Regions from separate parts of the Mus musculus genome. Here region 2 is linked to region 1. The links are chromatin loops, found by intact Hi-C in ENCODE. Cell type or tissue: gastrocnemius. All regions are shown on one strand.

Region 1 (8,000 bases):
TTTTGTTTCATTGTTGTTTTGCTTTGTTTTGGAGACAGAGTATCTCAGTGTAGCCCTGGCTGTCCTGGAACTTACTGTGCAAGCCAGGCTGGCTTCCAACTCACAGAGATTTCCCCTTGACCCTAAAATAAGAACTTCAAATAACTGGGAGAACCACATGTGCAGTAAGCGCATTATACTAACGTGATTATGTTCATCCAGGAAAAGGCATTTAAAATGTACAAAATGCCCCCTCCCTCTCCCTCCCCCTCCCTCTTTCCCTCTCTCTTGTTCTCTCTCTGTCTGTGTTTCTGTACATGTGCATATTTGTGCATGCATGTTCTCATATATGCTTGTATGTGTGTGCATACACAGGTACACATGCATGAGTCATGAGTGTCCATGCAGAAGATGGGAGTTGCTATCGGATGTCTTCCTCAACTGCTCCATACACACATACACACATACACACTTAAACACACAACTAAGCCTCCGTGATCCTCCTGTCTCTGCTTCCTCAATGCTAGGATTAGAAGAACACGCCTCGCTCTTCATGTAGCAACTGGGGACTTGAACCCTGGCCCTCCTGCTTGCACAGCGAGAGCTTTATCTTCCTCTTCAAAAGGCAGTACTTCATTTCAGCCTCCCAACATGCCTGAGAACAGAGCTATCAGCCCATTTTACAGAAGAGGAAACTGAGGGTTGGGAAGATAATCTCCTCTGTTCCCGGTGTGAACATGATGGTTTCCTCCATTGCTGGTCCAGCATGGAAAGGGCCTGTGGAATCACAGCTGGTTGTGGCATTCACCCAGGATATAGGAGCAATGCTTCTAGAACAACTTTGGGAAGTTACTTAGAGATATCCTGACTCCCATCAAGGAGATTGGAAAAGATAAATCCTCTCTTGTTTACCAGAGGCTTTAGTTAGTGGATGTTACAGGGATTTTCATCTTAGACAGAATCTTAGGAAGTGCTTTAGCAACTGGCTACGCCCTTGGCTCATGTCTGGTCCTCAGACTGGTGTCCATGGACCTGCTAATCTAAATTCTCTACTTATATCACAGGGGCTCATGACCCTTACCAACTCGGACTCAAAATTCATTCCTCAAAGTGTAGAATTTACTTGAGGAAAACCAACCAGCCTTGTCCTGTGGGCACTCTGAGGGCTTGTGACTCGTAAGACAGTTTCACCACAAGTAATGGGACAGCCTAATTGAGGGATAGATAGGGAGAGCAAAGCCCTCACCTCTTTCCATGGTCTATGGTTGGAAGCCGTTACCTCAGCCCACTGGTCCACTCTGGAAGGATTCACTGCACCACCCCCACTCGGCCCCTGGGAGCCTGTGGCAGAGGAGGGTCCCACCTGCTTGAACTGGATGGCGATTAGCATGTGGGATCGGCTGCTGCTGGCGTTCATGTTGGTGGACGCTGTCATCCTGATTTTTGATCCTTGCTCCACCAGCTTTTCAATTTGTGCATAATTCTCACAAGGCACCCACTTCAGACCTTCCACAAAAAACCCCAGCTGTTGATCCTCCCTGACTCTTAAGCCTCCGGGAGCTTTGGTTCTAGACAGCAAATCCCTGATCTGTGGGAGGAAAAAGAAGAAGGGCTGGGGTCGTGTTTAAGGTGGACTTCACCTCTTTCCTTGTTAGATCACTGCCTGCGGAATTTTAGATGCTCTGTAAATATGCCTGATGTAGTCGAATGCTGAGTTTCTGTAGGGACCAGACAACCTTAGACCTGAGTTAAGTGTTTCAACACTGTGTGGAGGTTGGAGGACAATTTTGAGGCGTTGTTCTCTTTCCACCCTTACGTGGGTTCAGGAGACTGAACTCAGGTCACCAAGCTTGGCACCAAGCAGCTACATCCTCTGCGCCGTCCTGCCAGCTCCCAGAAACCTACCTTTTAAGTCGAGCAGTTATTTTTGGAATTGCAGCTCAATTATGTTCAAGAACCCCCTGTCTGAGTTTCTAAGAGTGCTGTGAGCACTTCCTCCTGATCCATGCATGGCCTCCACAGGCTTCTATGTTTGGATATTGGCTAGCTGGTCCCCAGTTGGTGGAACCATCTGGGTAGGAGTAGGAGGTGGAAGAAGGTGTGCCACTGGACTAGGCTTTGACGTCCCCAGTGGCTCTGCTTCCTGTTGGTGGGTTCGGATGTGAGCTCTCAGCAGCTGCCTCAGCGCCGTGTCTGCCTCCTTTTGCCACGCTCCCTGACGCAAAAGTAACGGACTCTTACCCTCCAGAACTATAAGCCTCAAAGAAACCCTTTCTTCTGTTTATTGTCCTGGCTATGGTGTTTTACCACAGCAACAGACAGTAACTAAAACAGCTGCTATGTGGCTAAAGCATACAGTGTGAAGAACAAGGGATTTGAGATGGTGCTGGAGAGGCAGTGGGACGGGGGGGGGGGGGGGGGAGACGACGGGGGGCGGGGGGGGGGGAGGCACATGCATTACAGAATGACAGGCAGCCAGAGTCCTTGGTGTTAGTAATTCATGAAGTCACTCAGGTATGTGTGTCAGAGCATGGGCTCTCAGGACGGATGTGGCTCAGTGGTAAAGACTGTTTAGTGAGTTCGAGGACCCGGGTTTGATTCTCCGCAGAGGAGGCTGGGGAGGGAGACAGGCAGACAGACAGAAACAGACACACACACACACACACACACAGATAGAGCGACAGAGAGAGACAGAGCGACAGAGAGAGACAGAGAGAGAGCCCGGTACCTGTTCATTGTAGATTTCCAGCATGCTAAACATAACCTGTAGAGAGAGTAATGAGTCAATATTGTCTTGAAGAGACATAACAGGGAAACACTAACATACTCTAGTAAATGTGTCACACTGCATTGTTCTTAATGAATTTTATAAAAAGACACAAAATCGTCTGGGGAGGCACTGCTCAAGCAGGAGGACCTGAGCTTGGATCCCAGAACCCACAAAAAAAGCCAGGGCTGCCGGCGCTCACCTGTAATTGTGGAGGCTGCCGATAGGTGGCGCGCTTGGCTTGCTGCCGGCCAGTCTAGATAAAAACCAGGGAACTCCCCTTCTCAAGGGACCAAGGTGGAGAGTGATGGAGGTCCTCCATCGGGGTCCTCCTCAGGTCTCCACAAGTGTGCACAGAGGCATGTACACCTACCTGTACAGACATGTGTGCACGTACCTTTGTATCACTTACACATGTATATACTCACATAAGAGATCCAAAACAAACAACAACAACAAAACGGACACCATACAGGGACTGTATTCCAGCACTCAGGAGGCTAAGGCAGGAAGACTAATGAGATTGGAAGGAGAGGGGAAGGAGAAGGGAATGAGAGAGGAAGAGGAAGGGGACGGGAGGGGGACGGGAGGGGGAGAGGAGGCGGGTTCTGCCACTCAGTGCTGAGGGAGGGTTTTAGGAAGGGCTTTATAGAAATGACTCATTGCACATAACTAACCCAGGTGATCCAGAAGTTTCTAGAATGGCATCTCACTACCAAACCATAGGTTGGTTCTGTATGTATGGATTCAACCAACAGTTGGTCAAAACAAGTAACAACAACAAAAAAAATACCCCTCCTCTGCACCAAGAGGTGCAGGGTCTTGTCTTCTTGTGTTTTGTCTGATCTCTGCTGCCATCTAGAGCAAGGACTGTGCCTGTGGGTGTTTGCGGACATTTTACTGTCATGTTTTGGAGCTAGTCACACTAGTGATGGCCACCGACTTTCAGTGGATTCAAAGCTTGCTCTGGAGGCACCTGAGCCAGGGACAGTAAGACCCACCCTTGGCACCTGGGTGAACTTCAGAGACTGAGCCCATGTTTATGCCCAAATCAGGGTAGGTCCAAGTCCCAGCACCGTCTATGACATAATACAATATATAAATATTTGCCTATTTTAGGACACACGCATAAACCTGAAAATACAGTCGATGGTGCCTTCCACGTGTGGAAAATGAAAAGGTGAAATTCGGTCTGGAAAGATGGCTCAGCGGTTAAGAGAACTGGCTGCTTTTCTGAAGGTCCTGAGTTCAAATCCCAGCAACCACATGGTGGCTCACAACCACCTGTAATGAGATCTGACGCCCTCTTCTGGTGTGTCTGAAGACAGCTACAATGTACTTACATATAATAGATAAATCTTTGGGCCAGATCGAGTGAGTGGGGCTGGAGAGAGAAGAAAAAGTGTCTGAAGACAGCTACAGTGTACTTACATATAATGAATAAATAAATCTTAAAAAAAAAAAAAGAAAAAGGAGAAGAACAGGTAAAATTCCCAGGAGACGGGAATCTAGAATAACTAAGGCATACCTGGGGTTCTAGATTTTCCTTTTGCTTCTCAATAGCTTGGAAGAGCTCTTCACACACTCTTGGAATAAGACCCTTGTTTGTGCCAAAGCCAATCATGGAGTAGCTTTTTCCAGAGCCCGTCTGGCCATAGGCCAGGAGAGTAGCATTGTAGCCTCGCCAGGCACTGTCTAGAATTCCCCTTCCGATATCATGGAAGACATCGCTCTAGAAACGATACCGTTAAATGTCACCAGTGGCGGTGACTCTCCTGAAAGTTTCCTCAACACACATATGCATTTGTGCATACACTGACACAACACAGCCCCCTCCACAGAACCACAGTTTGTATCCAGGGTGCCACCCAACAACAGTCCATGTGTCAAAGGTTTAGCTTCCAGGTTGGTAGCGTTGGGAGGCTGTGAAAACACCCTAGTCTTTTTCTGTCTTTCATTTTTTCTGTTATGAAATCTATAGTTTCCCCGCCCCCTTCCACACACACCGCTGTAATGTAATGCATTACTTTACCACAGGCTGAAAATGTAATGGCCTACAACACTGAAGTCTTGATTCAAATTGGGTTATCACAGGTGCTTTTTATACAAACAGAAAGCGGCCTAATGATACACTCTAAGAAACAACCCTCCCCTCAAGGCTCAGTGACCACTGAAGAGAGGGAACAGAAAGACAGTGAGAGCCAGACAGACGTCAGGGAGGACCCAAGAAGGACCACTACACTCATCTCATAGGCCCAGACCTGCACAACAACAGGCCAGTCCCTACTCCAGCACAGAGGGCTAGGGGCTCAAGAGCCGCACACACAGTAGAGCATACTGACAGTGGATGGATTCTAGGGGAAGACAATTCTCTTTGAGGGTGTGACCCCTGGTAAGTGGAGAGGCTCCAGCCAATGGCCCCACACTCCTGAACATATGGATAGCCAGAACTTGTCTCTGGGGGAGTCAATAAATAAATAAATAAATAAATAAATAAATAAGGAGACAGCTGGAGAGTGAGTGGGGTGTGGATGGATCTAGAAGTTTAGGCAGAGGAGTAAGGGGTGAGTACCATAAAAATACAAATATGCATGCGTGAAATTCTAAAAAAAATAATAAAAATATCTCATAAAATATGTTTAAATTTGTATCATTTTATGTACATGGGTATTTTGCCTACATGTATGTTTAGACACCACATATGTGCCACCTGGTGTCCTTGGAGACCCGACGAGGCCATCTGATACCATAGAACCTTAGTTACAGACAGCTGTGAGCCATCAGGTGGCTGCTGAGACTGAACCCCGGTTCTGAAGAAGAGCAGCCAATGCTCTTAGCTACCTCTCCAGCGCCTATATTAAATATATTACAACAACAACAACAACAACAACAAACCTTTAAAAGCAGGCATGGTGGTAGAGTTCTTTGGGAGATAGAAACAGGGGAAAAAATGGAAACTTTTTGTTTGTTTGCTTGCTTGTTTGCTTGCTTGTTTTTCGAGACTGGGTTTCTCTGTGTAAGAGAGCCCTGGCTGTTCTGGACTCCATTTGTAGACCAGGTTGGCTGGCCTCGAACACTCAGAGATCGTCCTCCCATTGCCTCCCAAGTATTGTGATTAAAAGTGTGAGCCACCACCACCTGTTGAGTAAACATTTTTTTAAAAGTAGAATCAAATAATACTGTGTCCATGATTGTTCAAAAGACAGGGTGTGGCCTGGCTCCTTTCCATGTTGGTCACAAGCAATAGCTCTCAAAAGGTAAGACAGGGAGCATCCTGGGACTATTTGTTAGAATATATACAGCCATAGAATTTGGGTTTTTTCCTTTCTTTTTTTCTTTTCTTTTCTTTTTTTTTTCTTTTTTTCTTTTTTCTTTTTCAAGACAGGGTTTCTCTGTATAGCCCTGGCTGTCCTGGAACTCACTTTGTAGACCAGGCTGGCCTCGAACTCAGAAATCTGCCTGCCTCTGCCTTAAAGGTGTGCACCACCACACCCGGCATTTGTATTATTTTTAATTCTGAGAAAGAAACACACACCAACACAGTCTGATTTACTAAGGGAAACGTTACAATAACCAATTTTAATACTATTTATTTCTTATAGAAAGGACTAAAAAGCCACATGCCTTTAATACCAGCATCTGAGAGGCAGGGTCAGAGGAGCTCTGTGAGTTTGAGGCCAGCCTGGTCCATATGGTAAGTTCTAGGCTAGCCAGGGCTAAATAACGAGATGCTGTATCAAACAAACAAACAAACAAACAAACAAAACAAGCAAACAAAGATAATAAAGGTTTACTGTACTGTAAGGATTCTGTGATCGCTAGGATTAACGGAATTGGGCTTATAGTTTTCAAGAACACTGTGTCTGTACTTTTTACTCAAAATGTATTTGAATGAGGTTATCTGCAGCTTTTTTTATTAAAAAAAAGGTTTATTTATTTCATTTATATGAGTACACTGTAGCTGTCTTCAGACACACCAGAAGAGTGCATCAGATCCCAATACAGATGGTTGTGAGCCACCATGTGGTTGCTGGGAATTGAACTCAGGACCTCTGGAAGAGGAAGCAGGCAGTGCTCTTAACTGCTGAGCCATCTCTCCAGCCCTATCTGCAGCTTTTTAAAAGAGGGTTTTGTGTGTGTCTGTGTGTGTGTGTGTGTGTGTGTGTGTGTGCAGGTGCCCTTGGAAGCCAAAGGAGGGTGTTGGACAACCTGGAGCTGGAGTTACAGGGGACTGTGAGCCATTCAACACAGATGCTGGGGTCCAAGCTCAGCTCCTCTGCTAGATCAGCCAGTGGTGCTACCCACAGAGCATACTCTGTCTAGCTCAGTCTACAGTTATTTCCAAGCAACTCGGTCAACCTCAGGAGTGATTGCCAAGTTTAGCAATTGTGCTGTCCTTTCTAATCAACACTACTCAAAATTTAGAGATTTTTGTTGTTCTCAGTTAAAAATTTTTTAAAATTACATTTTAATTTATTTATTTTGTGTTCATGTGCGAATTTGTGTGTGCACGTGCGGAATTCAGAGGCAATTTCTGGGAGTTGTTTTTCTCCTTCTACCATGTTGGTCCCAGGGATTGAATTCAGGTCCTCAGGCATGGCAGGGGTTCCATCTCACCAGCCTTTGTCATCAACAAATTGAAAATTTCAAATAATATAAAATGTTGTTAAGTCTTAGGTAGGGAATAGAGTCATTTTATAAAAATTTTAGTGGTGTGATGTACTACTGGGACATATTTTGGGTATCATCTGCAAGCTAAAAAAAAAAAATCTGGGGCTGGTGAGATGGCTCAGCAGGTAAGAGCACCCGACTGCTCTTCCAAAGGTCCTGAGTTCAAATCCTAGCAACCACATAGTGGCTCACAAACATCCGTAACGAGATCTGACTCCCTCTTCTGGTGTGTCTGAAGACAGCTACAGTGTACTTACATATAATAAATAAATAAATCTTAAAAAAAATCTGGTACACCTCCTAGTTACATTTCAAGTTTCTTGCCACTCACCGCTCTATGACCAGAGGAAAGGGCTCCCTTCACTGTGCTTCACTGCCTTAGCCAGCTTTTCATTGTTAAAGGACCAGAGACAATCGGTTTACAAAGGGGAAAACTGGCTTGGGATCATGATTTCAACTCATGCTCAATTAGCCCCATGCTGTAGTTCCAAGATGATACAATGTGTCATGGCAGAAGTGAAGGACAGAGACTTAGCCATCTCCTGATTGCTAGAAAGCACAGTGAGAGAGAAGAGGGGCAGGG
Region 2 (8,000 bases), 230 kb before region 1:
GCCATCAGCAGCCACCTCACCAACCGCCATCAGTTTTATTCAGCACACTTAGTGTGACATGTTCTCAGTACCAGGCCCTCACCCTACTTTTCTTTTTCTGAGTCCACAGCCAGATTCCTTCTTGGATTCACCCTTTCCTATTTCACCGTGTTTCCAGTATACAGTAACAGGTGTGTTGGGTTTGGCTTGATTTTTAGTCTCCATAAGATGACAAGGACAGTCATCCTACAGAAACATTTATATGGCTCGAGATTCTCTGTTCCAGATTCCCACCTAATGACTGTGTGTGTGTGTGTGTGTGTATGTATGTATGCATGGAGACAGAAGCACAACAGAAACACATGTAAAATTAAGAAAACATAGAGAAAGAAGCCTTCACCCTGGAGCCTAATTGAAGTCTCTCCCTCAGAGAGTGGGGAAATGCAAGAACACAATCAAAATGACAAACGCTGGGGGCTGGAGAGATGGCTCAGCAGTTAAGCGCACTGGCTGCTCTTCCAGAGGACCTGAGTTCAATTCCCAGCACACACATGGTAGCTCATGACCATTCATAAAAGGGATCGTCTGTCATGCAGGTGTATATGCAGACGAAGCACTCATATATAAATAAATAAATTTAAAAAAAAATAAACGACAAATGTTGGCCATGGTGCCACATACCTTTAATTCCAGAATTTGGGTAGATCTCTGTAAATTCTAGACCAGCATGGTCTATACATCGAAGAGCTGGCAGGAGGGGAAGGGGGAGAAGGGGGCACGCCTTTAGACCCAGGTCTCCAAAGGCAGAGGCAGGTGGATTTCTAAGTTTGAGGCCAGCCTGGTCTACATAGCTATTTCCAGGACAGCCAGAGACCATGTCTCAAAAAACAGAAAAGGAAAAGAAGGAAAAGACAAAGATGAAAATAAGTGTGAACCGTGTGAACAGCAGCAGAATCCTGTAGATTTGTAAGTGCATGTGTGAAAGCATGTAAATAACTAAACACGAGAAGACTCTTGCTGTGGTGGAGCGCTAGGCTGAGCTGTCAAGTGCAGGGGAGCAACACAGTTGGAAATCGGTAAGCAATGAACTACCCTCGGCTAATTTTCGAGGGGAGTCTTAATGAGCAGGCTAGTTGAACCATCTTAAAACCTTTCCACACAAAGTCTTAGCTGCAACACGAAGCTGAAAACAGGGAAGAAACCAAAAGGACAGGATCTGACTTACCACCACAGCCAACTGCGATGCCCGTCTAAGCCAGGGTTTCTATTGTGTGACACTCAGCCTGAACGAAAGCTACCTGGGTCACTTCTCCAGCTCCACCCTCTGCAGCACACACAGCTGTCTCTGAAGCTCAGGCGGGCTCTACTCCATGGCTGCTGCTGTCCTTGGCAGTTATTCCACAGAACTGGCATCTCCAAAATCCTGGGTCTTCTGCTGCAACTGGGCTGCACTTTCACAGCAGCCTCCCCTGGGCTCTCTTCGGGGACTCCAGCCTGGCTACACAGAGCCATGCTTCAGCTGTTCTCCACAACCCCTTCCTTCAGATCTTAAAAAACAGTTCTACCCAGGTGACTCTCACACCACTGACTCCAGTTGTGAGCATGAGGTACAACCTAGGGAACCCCTGGAGCCCAGCTTCTATGTGCTGACTCTGAGGAAACACCCCTGATTTCACCTCAACAGTGCTGGTCTCTTCCCCACCCCACCAATCCATCCAGAGACAGAATTTCTCTGTGTAGCCCTGGCTATCCTGAAATTCACTCTGTAGACCAGGCTGGCCTTGCACATCAGAGATCCACCTTCCTAACTAGCATATATCTGTAAACCCCAGACTCCACAGGTTGAATCCAGAGCTGGTAGTTCCAAGCCTGTGGCGGCACAGGCCTGGGAGCCCAGCAGTGGGGAGCTGCAGCCAGACGCAGGAGGGTCAGGTTAAAAACATCCTCAGCGGGCTGGCGAGATGGATCAGTGGTTAAGAGTGCCAGCTGCTCTTCCGAAGGTCCTGAGTTCAAATCCCACCAACCACATGGTGGCTCACAACCATCCTTAACGAAATCTGATGCCCTCTTCTGGAGTATCTGAGGACAGCTACAGTGTACTTACATATAATAAATAAATAAATAAATACATAAATAAATACATAAATACATAAATAAATAAAAATTTTTAAAAAAACATCCTCAGCTACAGAGTTTGAGACTGACCTTGGGCTACATGAAATCTAGTCTCAAAAATTAAAATAAAATGAATTAAAAATCTAAAACACAAGTGCTAGCTCCAACCTGAGTTGAGCTAGGGTGGGGCCTCACATCTATAAGCCCAGAAATCAAGAGGCTGAAGGTGGAAAGACTGTTTCAAGTCCAAGGTCAGCTTAGAATACAGAATACACAGTGAGTATCAGAGGACCTTGTTGGATAATAGTGCATCTGACTTCATAAGGTCCATCGAGGCTACAGACTGCATCCCCACCTCCGACAAGGAAAAAGAGCACAGGGTGGGGCTGTGGCTCAGTGGCAGTGTTGCCTAACATGCATGAGGCCATGGGTTCAGTCACTGCCACCAGCAACAAACAGTCACACAGAGACACATACAGCTTTCTCTAAATTTATTTAAATGGCCAATTACAGAAAGTGACAAATGCCTTAAAACACAAAAGTACAAAATAGTTTCTTCCAAACCCTCTGAAAAATCACTCTCGAGAAATAATAAGAATTCTGCTGTACCTTCAAGGCCCACTCTAAACACACAAGTACAACTCAAAACCATGCAGAGCCTGCTACCTTTCATTACTTGGTCAGTGCTGTGACTGAGCCTGTGTGTGCTGAGCTCGACCCCTGGGCTACACTCTGAGCGCCAGACATTTTATTACACACACGCACACGCACTGTTCCACAACCTGATTCATCAGTAGTGTGTCAGCCACACCTGTACAAGCAGCTCTGCCTCAGTGTTAACAGTGAAACAGTATTCCATAATCCAAACAAACCGGTTTAACCCGCCTACCAAAATGCTACACTAAATACCATTAAGTATCTGGCCCTCTGGGAAGAACTTTTGTCAAGAACTACAACTTTCATCGCTCAAGTTTCTGTTTAGGTTTTTCAAATCTTTCTGTATATTTTTGTGTTATTTATTTATTTATTTATTTATTTATTTATTTTAGAGATATGGTCTCAACGCTAGCCATCTGACTCCAAGTCAGATAACTACCTGCATCTACATCCCAAGATTAAATAGCTAGTTTTTTTTTTTTTAATTTATTTATTTTTAATGAGTGCTGTCTGCATGTACACCTGCTGGCCAGAAGGGGGCATCAGACCCCTTTATAAATGGGCATGAGCCACAATGTGGTTGCTAGGAATTGAACTCAGATATTCTGGAAGAGCAACCAGTGCTCTAAACCGCTGAGCCATCTCTCCAGCCTGAGTTTTTAATTCTTAAGATAGGTAGATAGGTAGGTTGAGTTTTGACAGGGGAGAATCCCTGTGACAGAATAAAAGTCACATGCCACCAAGCCCAGCTTTTCCTTTCCCTGTTGTCTCCTGCTTCCTTTAATTCTGATTTGTTATTTACTCACTAGGTGTTCAGTCTTACTTTCTTCCTGGTCTGCTTCCCTTACCACCTTCCCCAGGTTCCCACACAGGGAAGGCTAGCATCCAACTCAAACCTGCAGGATTAATCATCTCCACACCCAACCCCCCTCCCCCTCCCCCTCCCCCTCCCCCTCCCCCCACCCCCTCCCCCTCTCCCTCCTCCCCTTCCCCCTCCTCCTCCCCCTGACGTGCACCACGGCTGACTCCTGTGGAATGCTTCATTAAATGCTACCCACTCTGCCTCGGTTTTCTTCCTTTCAAGACAGGATCTCAGCATGGAGGACTCCAGCAATCCTGTCTTCGTCTCCCTCACTCTCACTAAAGCTCTTATGGCTCGGGAGATAACATTTATAGGACAGGAATGGCAGCCCACAACTTTAATCCCAGGTCTCAGGAGGAAGAGGCAGGCAGATCTCTGAGAGATCAGGTCCACATAGCAAGTTCCAAGACACCTAAGGCTTCATAAAGAGATCCTATCTCAAAAGTACAAAACAAAAGAAAAAGGACAGTTTGTGTTTATTTCTTTATGAAAACACCTTTTATTTTTATTTATGCATTTGTGACAGCATGGGTGTATACATGCATGTGTGCATGCGCACACAGAAGCCAGAAAGCAGCTTTGGATCACCTGGAGACTGTGGGTGTTACAGGCTGTTGTGTGTTAATCCCATTTGGGTACTGGGAACAAACTCTGGTCTCTACAAGAGGAACAAAGACTCTTCAGTCCAGAGCCATCTCTCTAGCCACAAGAAAACATAGTTTGTAATCCAAGCATGGTAGCATGCATCTGTTATCCCAGAACTTGAAAGGTGGAGTCAGGAGGATCTGAGTTCAAGGCTATCCTCGGCTAGTTAGGAGTTAGAAGACAGCCTGGAGCACATAAAACCCTCCTTCAATAATAAATAAATAGAAAGTTTATTTCAAATTAGTATGTTTTAATAAGTGTTTTGCAATGTATCAGTTTTTATTTCTCTATGCTGTAAATATTAATAGACATAAACAAAACCTCTTACACCAGATATGGTGGTATAGGCGGCCTGGATTGCCAACACTTGGGAGGTGGAAGCAGAATCAGTAGTTCAAAGTCACCCTTGACCACATGGTGATTTCCAAGCCATCCTGGGCCACAGACCTTATCTCAAAATCAAACACTGTGCTCAGCAGCTTTTTTTTTTTACTACTCAGCAGCATCTTCCTACGAAATCTGTTCCAATAAATTTTCCAGCATGTAAAGGGGCTATGTCAAAGGACAGCACACAAGAAGAGCAGCCGCCACCACAGGCATTAGCTGGCTACTGCCATCCCATGAAAGAGGAGAACAAGAACGGCACTGCTCACAGAGATTTCCAATAGCAGTCATAAGTCAAAGCAGCACAGACCGCAGCAGTGGGCAACAGAACAGTGGGAAGAAATCTGATGTCTCCATGGCAGGGGCGAGGAAATACAAACTGACAGCAGGGAGCTGGCTGGTCCTGGGGGTCTCACCATTTGCAAGCCCAGGATTAATTAACTACTGGAGAAGTCCGTAGGACACTGATTTCCAGGCACCATCCTCTACCCCCTGTCCCATGTCCTTCTTGAGCACCCGGAGCAAGCATCGAGCAGTCTGGAAATGGAAAAAAGCTTACTGCCGTGTACAGAGCAGGTCCTCCTGTCTGATAACAATGTCCTCGGCTGTGGCATTCACATGGATCAAATGTTTTCAGGCTCAGAGCTCAGCCACGCGGCCCTTTCCCAAACCACCTTGCTAAAGAAAATAAGCAAAACAACAGGAATTATGACCGTCACCTGCAAGGAAGCCTGGAAGTCATTCGTGTCCACAGTGTCCTTTTCTACCCACTAGTCACCAGTCACTCCATCTCATTCCTTCACAGGTCTCGGACCCCCAGATAAACCCATCAGCCATTACAAGGAATACCCAAGCCATGATTTCAAAACAGCGCTACAAGTATAGCCTATGAAATGATTCTACCAGTCCTCTGCCTTCAGGGCTTCCTTATGGAAAAGGAGTTTATACGAAGTCAGTAACTGGCTTGTGCCCAGCACTAACAAACTTCACAAAATTAGCTATCATATAAACTCAAATGATGTTCAAATGATTTTTTTTTTTTGGTTTTTTTTCGAGACAGGGTTTCTCTGTGTAGCCCCAGCTGTCCTGGAACTCACTCTGTAGACCAGGCTGGCCTCGAACTCAGAAATCCACCTGCCTCTGTCTCCCAAGTGCTGGGATTAAAGGTGTGCACCACCACGCCCGATGTTTCTTTTTTTTTAAGATTTATTTATTTTTTATTATATGTAAGTACACTATAGCTGTCTTCAGACACACCAGAAGAGGGAGTCAGATCTCGTTACGGATGGTTGTAAGCCACCATGTGGTTGCCGGGATTTGAACTCAGGACCTTCAGAAGAGCAGTTGGATGTTCTTACCTGTTGAGCCATCTCACCAGCCCCTGATGTTTCTTTTAAAATAAGTTTTAGATATATTCATTCTATTATTTAAGTTTTTCCAGCAGCGGCCGCCTTTCTTGGGGCTCTGTCGTACCCTCTCAAGAGTTCCCAGAATTCCAAACATAAACTATCCTCAGTTGGCAATATCATACCCCTGCTAGAGCATGAGGCAAATCATAGTCACCTGCTGTGGACAATTTGAAGCAGCCCTATATCCCACACCTGGGATTTGAAATGAAAACATATTCACATAACATTTCTGTGTGTGTGTGTGTGTGTGTGTGTGTGTGTGTGTTTTAATTCTCAGTAGTTTTCCATACAAATATGGATTTGTACCTGGTGAAGAGAGTCAGAAACCCTGGAAGTGAGTTACAGGGAGTTGCAAGCTGCTCCATCGGTCTGAGAACCAAACCCAGGTCCTCTGCAGGAGCAACCAGTGATCTCAATCAATGAGCAGTCACTGCACGCTCTGAATGTCTTTTACTCATTAGGAGTCAGGGGCACCAGGTTTCACGATTTCCACTCGGGGTAGCAAGCCAGTGTGAGAATTGACCTTTGCTAAACTAAACTATTCATTACAATACCTACCTTTCTTGGTAACTTAATTTAGAAAATTCACCCAACACCTCGATCTCTCAGATGTGTGATCATTTCAAAAATTGTTCCCCTCTAACTGTTATGCATGCCCCTAAGACATATAATGCTAAGCAGATTAGCACTTCAAGTCAATCCATTCTGTGACCATTTGTAACTGTCAATATCAAATCTTCAATAAAGTATGGTGGTTTGGATGCGAATACCCGCCCTCCACCGCCATGGGCTCATACACTCACGTACTTAGTCTCAGGATGATGAACTGTTTGTGGAGGACTAGGAGGAGTGGCCTTGTTGAAGGAGGTGTGTCACTGGAGAGGGGCTTTGTCTATCTGTCTCTGCTCACTGCCTTCCTCCTCCCCTCTGTCCCATCCCCCCGCCCCCCATCCCTCCCTTCTTGGCCTGCTGCCTACAGATCAGGATGTAAACCTGTCCGCTACAGCTACAGGGCCATGCCTGCCTGCTTTTCGCCATGATCATGGACCAGCGCTCTGAAACTGTAAGCAAGCCCCAATTAACTGCTTCCTTGTGTGAGTTATCTTGCTCTTGGTATCGCCTCACAGCAACCGAACAAAAACTAGGCAAGGAAAAACAAAGACCACCAAGCTCAGAAGAGAAGGCTGTTGAGGCTGACTCCTATAATCACAATCACGGCGTTGGGGTCAGATGAGGCAGGCCTTCCGGGAGGTCAAGGTCAGCTACAGGATATCTGGAGTTCCAGACTAGCCTGAGTTGAACAGCTTAACTGGTTAAGTGCTTGCCTTGCAAGTGTAAAGAGCTAAGATCAGTCCCTGAGGACCTACCTATACAGAAGCCAGGAATGATGCACATTCTTGTTATCTCAGAGCAAGAGAAGTAGCTAGGGAGCCTAGTCTACTTGGTAAGTCCAGGGCCTGTGAAAGACCCTATCACTCACTCACTCACTCACTCACTCAATCAATCAATCAATGGCAGTGCCTGAGATACTGCCACTCGAAGTTGTCGAGTTGTCTTCTGGCATCCACACACATGTGTACATACATCCATAAACATGTACACACACAAAATAAATAAATATATACATATATATACATGTGTGTATACATACACATACATATGTGTGCGTATATGTGTGTGTATATATATATGTGCATGCATACATACATACATATATTTTTTTGAAGGGCCTTTAGCCAGGCACAGTGGCACATCCCTATAATCCTAGGACTCAGGAGGTAGAAGGCAGAGGGAGGAAGACCAGAAGTCAAATGCCACTCTTGGCTATACAATTCAGGTCAGTCCGGGTGACACGAGACCTGTCCTAAACAACTAAAAGGACCTTTAACTGTGTAATTCCACCACATTCATAACCTACTCTTTTCCTCCTGGCCTCATCCCCAGCTCAG

What was found. Peaks named below come from ENCODE experiments on the same cell type or tissue, not always from the same donor. Only the 100,000 strongest peaks of a DNase experiment are listed, where the experiment ranks them.
Region 2: it touches region 1 in a loop (5-fold over the local background); 21 of 42 quality-filtered maps call a loop at or near these places.

Annotation. Positions count from the first base shown.
Region 1 is chr1:179,731,656-179,739,655 of GRCm38, forward strand. Kif28 (kinesin family member 28) reads right to left here. Exons shown (of 23, transcript NM_001370897.1): 3 at 4,275-4,478; 4 at 2,708-2,743; 5 at 1,343-1,567. Among named protein-coding and RNA genes, the nearest start is that of Kif28, 9.5 kb to the right of the region's middle. In gastrocnemius, a CTCF peak has its summit at 3,630; DNase peaks (open chromatin) are centred at 2,981, 3,293, 3,658 and 4,406; H3K4me3 peaks cover 543 bases; H3K27ac peaks cover 303 bases.
Region 2 is chr1:179,503,816-179,511,815 of GRCm38, forward strand. All of the region lies in intron 1 of Smyd3 (SET and MYND domain containing 3), which reads right to left. Among named protein-coding and RNA genes, the nearest start is that of Smyd3, 10 kb to the right of the region's middle. In gastrocnemius, a CTCF peak has its summit at 3,286 (motif pointing right); a DNase peak (open chromatin) is centred at 3,314.